2 separate regions of the Mus musculus genome follow, and region 1 is linked to region 2. A link is a contact called in ENCODE Hi-C data. All regions are on one chromosome and are shown on one strand. The core of a region is the stretch at or near the end of the contact, and the rest is flanking DNA. Distances in the headings are between cores, read along the strand shown. Region 1 overlaps Atxn1 (ataxin 1). Region 2 holds the start of 4933417A18Rik (RIKEN cDNA 4933417A18 gene).

Region 1 (2,982 bases), core at 308-2,807, about 11 Mb before region 2:
ACCACAACAGCAACAGCAAGATAGACATTGTGGATTAAAGGGGAAAGTACTGAGTGTTGACCGCCACGGGGGTGGGGTTAAGGAAAGAGACGGAGGGAGAAATGAACAGACTCTCAGAGGCAGGACCCAGGTTTTCTCAAAGGGGGGATTCCAGCATCCAGCCTTGGTAAATGCTAACGCACCCCCCGTGTGTTAGTTAACCAGAGAAGGGAGCATTGGAAAGGAGTACAGACATTGGAGGGTTTATTCCATCCAGCAACACATCTTTAGGTAACGAGCAAGGTTCCCATAGGATTATGAATATGGTTCTATAATAAAATGGAAGAAAACCTGAATTCAAGAAAAACGGGAGGGGATGCATGCAGTGGGGAATAAATGACATTTGGCATCAGAAATTCTAGCTTCAAATTTTAGATCTAAGGACTGAGGCTATAGCTCAGTGGGAGGATCCTTGCCTTGGGCCCTCAGACTTGATCCAACACTGCCAAAATAACCATAATAATCGTAATACTTTCAGTTCTGTGATTTGTTAGCCCTGTGACATTAGGGTAGTCAATTAAAACCTGAGAGGTTTTTATTGTTTGTTTGGTTTTTTTTTTTTTCTTCTGTTGATCTTAAAATAGATGTAATTACCATATCTATCATATCTATCTCGGGGGTGTTGAGATGATTAAGCAACATAATGTATTCAGATATATTTTGTGAATTGAAGAGGCCTATGTTTATGATAGTTCTAGAAACCTGCCTTGATTTTTTTATGGTATGCAGTAAGGGCTTGGGTATTTACAGACAAGAGTCATGTATAGAGTCATCCGCACAGAAGAAAGACCCATCCTGTAAAAATTATAAAATATGCACCCATTACTTCTCTTTCTGCCCCTTATTTTCCTGGCCCAGAAGTTGTATGTCTCTAGGGTTTTTTTCTGAATCACTCTGGCAAGCTGCAGAGTTCATTGCCTACCCTCTACTGAGCTTAAGGAGACATTACTTGATAGTAAATACCACCATGAACAGACTAAAGAGAAGTCTTCCTTCATTCAGTCACCTGAACTTGGGAAGGCACCAACAGAGGAGCAAAGAACATGAATGTCCCCAGTGAGACTCTGAGTCCTGCAGGAGGGTAGGAAGGAAAGCAACCTCCCCAAATGTGTGGCCCTAAGGGTCCCTTCATGCCTCAGCCTGTCTAGCTTCTGCCCCCAATCTCAGACTCTATCAAGTGTCTGCTTGTGTTTCTTCTTCCCAAGCTTTACATCTTGGGCATATTCGCATGCAAGGGTGGGTGGAGCATACTCTATTTATAAACGGGGGTGTGGGGGTGTGGGGGGGAACGTCGCTCACGTGAAGATGGAGCTGTGTGCTCAGGAGCGTATCTGGGGATGCGCTCATGAATACGTGTCTCTGTGAGTGAGTGCCCACAGGCGTGTTGTGGCCTCGTTAACATGGAAAGGACACCCTGACACTAATTAGGAGGTGTGTGACAGGAACAATGACAGCAGAACACTTTGGGCATTGCCTGTGATTGCAAGGATGATGTAACACTATGCAGCAGCAAGACCTTGCTTGCTCATTCTTGGGAAGAGCGGTGGGAGTTAAACATGGACATGTTCCAATGTCCGGGTGTGGATCCTGTCCAGGAAGGCTGTGAGTTTCTCATGTGTGCCTGCTTGCCTGCAACTCAGAGTGTTGTGGGTAGAGAATGTTGCAGAGTGTGATTGGTGGCATAGACTGTGCCCTGTTGTTTGTTTATTATTCCCAGGGATGTGTGTAGGGCAGAGCTATCACACTCAGAAGAGAACAGCTGTGTTTGGAAATTACAGTAGAAACAGCACGGGAAATTGAATTAAGAGAAGACACCCGGAGAGGAGAGTCCATCTCTGATGGATGGTATTTCTTACCTGATCTCCATCATTCCCTAGGAGGGAATAAAAACTAGGAAATTGGATTTGAAAAAAAATGGATTAAGACGAATGGCTACTTGGGGTTTTTTGACCTTAGCTGCTTCCAGTTTTATTAGTACTATGTAAAGAATCAATACGTGGTTTTCTAAAATGCAGGAGTGGTGTACTGGCTAGTTATGTGTCAACTTGACACAGCTGGAGTTATCACATAGAAAGGAGCTTCAGTTGGGGACATACCTCCATGAGATCCAACTGTAAGGCATTTTCTCAATTAGTGATCAAGGGGGAAAGGCCCCTTGTGGGTGGGACCATCTCTGGGCTGGTAGTCTTGGGTTCTATAAGAGAGCAGGCTGAGCAAGCCAGGGGAGGCAAGCCAGTAAAGAACATCCCTCCATGGCTTCTGCATCAGCTCCTGCTTCCTGACCTGCTTGAGTTCCAGTCCTGACTTCCTTTGGTGATGAACAGCAGTATGGAAGTGTAAGCTAAATAAACCCTTTCCTCCCCAACTTGCTTCTTGGTCATGATGTTTGTGCAGGAATAGAAACCCTAAGACAGGTGGTATGTACTTACATAGTGTCCATCTCCAAAATATCTGATTAGTTTGTCTCTGAGTGTGTTACACACTCACTTACATTATAGAGAAGTAGAGTAAAGAGAACAGAACACTCTCTGGTCTCAAGAAAGTCTTATCTGTATTCCAGCCCTTTGCCCAAGGTAGAGTTGGCCATGCCCTCATTTGGACCATCATGATTGATTGTGTGCAGTCGTATGACGGTTTACTAACAAGGCTCTAAAACACATAAACAAAGAAATTACTCCATCTGTGGTTGTGACTCTTAACACCGAGGACAAAGATACAAACTTGACCTGTTCAAGAAATACATGGGTGACAAGTCCATCATTATGGTGGACACAGAGGGACAGTATAGAAAGACATATAACATGTGGTCATTTCTGCTCTAAAGGCACCAGTAACCTAGCTGAGGCTCAGAGCAACCTGTCATGAAATGCATGTGAGACTGTAGCACAGAGCAAAGTTCCAGTGAGGGGGTGATGAGTTGAGTATGTGTGGATTGGACGGGGG
Region 2 (2,712 bases), core at 207-2,706:
AGAAGCCACTGAAGGAAAAGGTGACACAGAAAGAGAAAAACTCAGCACATCACCACGCCTTCCCTTGGCTTCGAAGTCTCAGTACACCAGAGCAGAGGGAAGCAGAAAGAACTTAAACATGCCGTGAATGAATTTAGAGAGCTTGTATTAGAACTGGTATTTCATTATCAGTATGACCCTCCCCCAAGCTAAGAAATTTACCTGTAATTTCACCTAAAGGAAGCAACAAAATTGAATGGATCAAAAGGAAAAGCTGAGGCAGGGGCAGAATGGGTCTGGAAGGAGTTGGGGGGCAGTGTTAATATGATCAAAATAATACATTGTATGGAATTCTCAAAGAACTAACAAAAAAAGTGGGAAGAAAGGGAGAGCTTAGAAAGAAGAAAATGACCTTCTGCTTCTCTCTGCCAAGCTCAGTTTACTTAAGCTAACGTACACTTGAAATTTAATAAAGCCCTCAGGTCGACTCTAAGGTGCCTGAGCCAGCATGCTATTCAGTGAGCACTCATTTCCTATCATGTCTGGTCGCTTCTAATTGAGCCTATGTCACCACTAATACTCCTGGATTTATTTACCCACTTTCTGGATACCTGCAGCTCATCCTGTGAATTGCCTGTCCACGCAGCTATTTTACTCAAACTGCTTTAAAATAAATCTGTGTGTTCTTTATATAATGTGCAATGTAAACTGGATATATGGATTCATCCACCACACCCTGGATTAGGAAGTAGAGATTCGCTTGAATACAAGCGACCAATTTTGCCCCAACAGTTTAAAGTCATTGTGTAATCTGATCCACACCTTGAAACCTCTCCCTACCAATCTCAAACTCAAACCCTCATCTTAAGTTGTAACTTGAGTACATCTGTACGTGGCTGTATGGATTTCCATCTTTCCATGGGTGCGCTTTGCCTAGAGATGAATGGCATTTTATGTTGGCTCATGAAAGATGATGTAAAGGAAAAAAAAAATGACCTCAACTCATGGGCAAAGTCCACAGGCCACTTTGAGAACATAGGCTTCTCAAGCCATAATGTGGCAAGCGTCTCATGAACTGAGGGCACCTGTAATGTCAAGAAGTTAGTACCCACATCTAGAAGAGGAGGGTTCACATCACCATGCAAATATAAATGTAAGCACTCTCCCTACATACATTTGTTTTTGTCCTCTTCGCTTCTGTAGGAATGAAGCACTTCCACCAAGTGATTGGGGAGCAACTTGTGAAGGTTCGAGAGAAGGTCAAATGTGTGATTCAAGACGTCAGGCTGGGCATAATTTTTTGGCATTTTTTCAGTAAAGAGTTGTTCAGGGTCTATGTCCACGTCCATGATGGTCTTCTAAGTTACAAAGGCAGCAGATAAAGTGAAACCTAGAGACTTGCCATGCAAGTCTTCTTCGGCTCAGCTCGCTACCATCTCCATGAGGAGATGGTGGAACCTGCTTTCTGGTCTCCTTTGCATTCTGAGTGTCACAATGGCCCAGGTATTGGCCTGGAACCCTGAGAACTTGTTCTGCACCTTCAAAGCACAGAAAAGCTGCCCATGGAAGGTATCCTGCCAAATAATTCAGAGATTTTCCACAGAAACTCCAGTTTCTTGACTGGATGTGGATGAATTCTGAGGCAAAAAGGGAGAGTTTTCCTGAAAGGAAGGAGATTGGTGTGCACATAGCCTGTGCTGTGTTCCCTTCCTAGAGGTCTCAAACCTGGTGTGTGCATAATTAAGACTTCACAGACCTAGGAGGCCCCCCAAAGAGTGGTTACATCAGTGCTGCCCCCTGTAGATCCGAGGAAGCGCTTTATGGTACAAAACTAAGGAAATGTCCAGAGTAACACAGGTAAGAGGGCCATCTGCTATTTATTCTTTTTTCCAGATTTAAAAAGGAAACAAAGCAAATGAACACATAAAAATCTCCTTAGTGTTAGTTTTCCTTCACTGTAGACCAAGGAGCAGAGGATAACACAAGTACTAAAGAACAATGATGCCTCACACTTCATAGCTCAGCTGGAGCATTGAGAAGTGGCTGAGAACCTAGTCTCCAGCTTGAGGTGAAAATGCAAATAATAGTGTGTTTCAGGCGGAAGGGGGGCAGGGCTGGGGTATCCCAGAATCTAGTTCCCCAAGAAGACAGCACCAAAAGGGGACATAGAGTCAGCAATTGAGTGGTCAAAAGCTTCTTACTTTTAGCAATTTAACTCATTCTTTAACTCTCTGCTATGCTGTGGCCCAAAGCCACTGGCTTCTGGAAATTTAACTTCTGCTGATAGCAGCAGGGGATAAAGAATAAAGGCTTAGTCACTTGGACTCTTTTCTCTCTCACTCAAGGGTCCCTTGCTGGCCAGGTGAGAGGCTTGGAGTTCCTTAACTCTTCATGAGCCAGAGAGAAAAGAAAAAGAAGAAAAAAGTCAGACACACAGACATACATGGGGGGTGGGGTGGGGTGGGGTGGGGTGGGGTGGGGAGGGAGACACACACACACACACTGTGGCTGGGCCCCACCACCCATTTCACCAATTTCACAAGTGCACATGCATACTTATACACATACGCATATATCTACATACATATGTATGCACATACATATAGACAGAGAGACACGTAGACATTTTGCACATGCATATAGGCAGACACATATACATATACCCATATACATATGCATATACATTTGGTGGATGAAGCAGAACAGCCACACTATTTTCTCTCTTTAACAATT

The links. Hi-C counts contacts between places; a loop is a spot of excess contacts on that map.
Region 1: a map of T-helper 17 cell shows a loop between it and region 2 (65-fold over the local background). The contact joins the enhancer-like site here to the promoter of 4933417A18Rik in region 2. A Hi-C loop is called at or near these places in 2 of 37 maps with a recorded cell type or tissue (T-helper 1 cell and T-helper 17 cell).

Annotation. Positions count from the first base shown.
Region 1 is chr13:45,782,417-45,785,398 of GRCm38, reverse strand. The region is part of intron 4 of Atxn1 (ataxin 1); the gene reads left to right. Among named protein-coding and RNA genes, the nearest start is that of Atxn1, 180 kb to the left of the region's middle. Within about 2 kb of position 1,557, at least 1 of the 3 ENCODE cell types and tissues checked has a DNase peak (open chromatin) inside an H3K27ac peak, as active enhancers do.
Region 2 is chr13:34,923,153-34,925,864 of GRCm38, reverse strand. It overlaps 4933417A18Rik (RIKEN cDNA 4933417A18 gene), which reads right to left and starts at 1,456. Exons shown (of 5, transcript NM_025750.3): 1 at 1,154-1,456. The coding sequence starts at 1,328. It also overlaps a transcript of Fam217a not described here.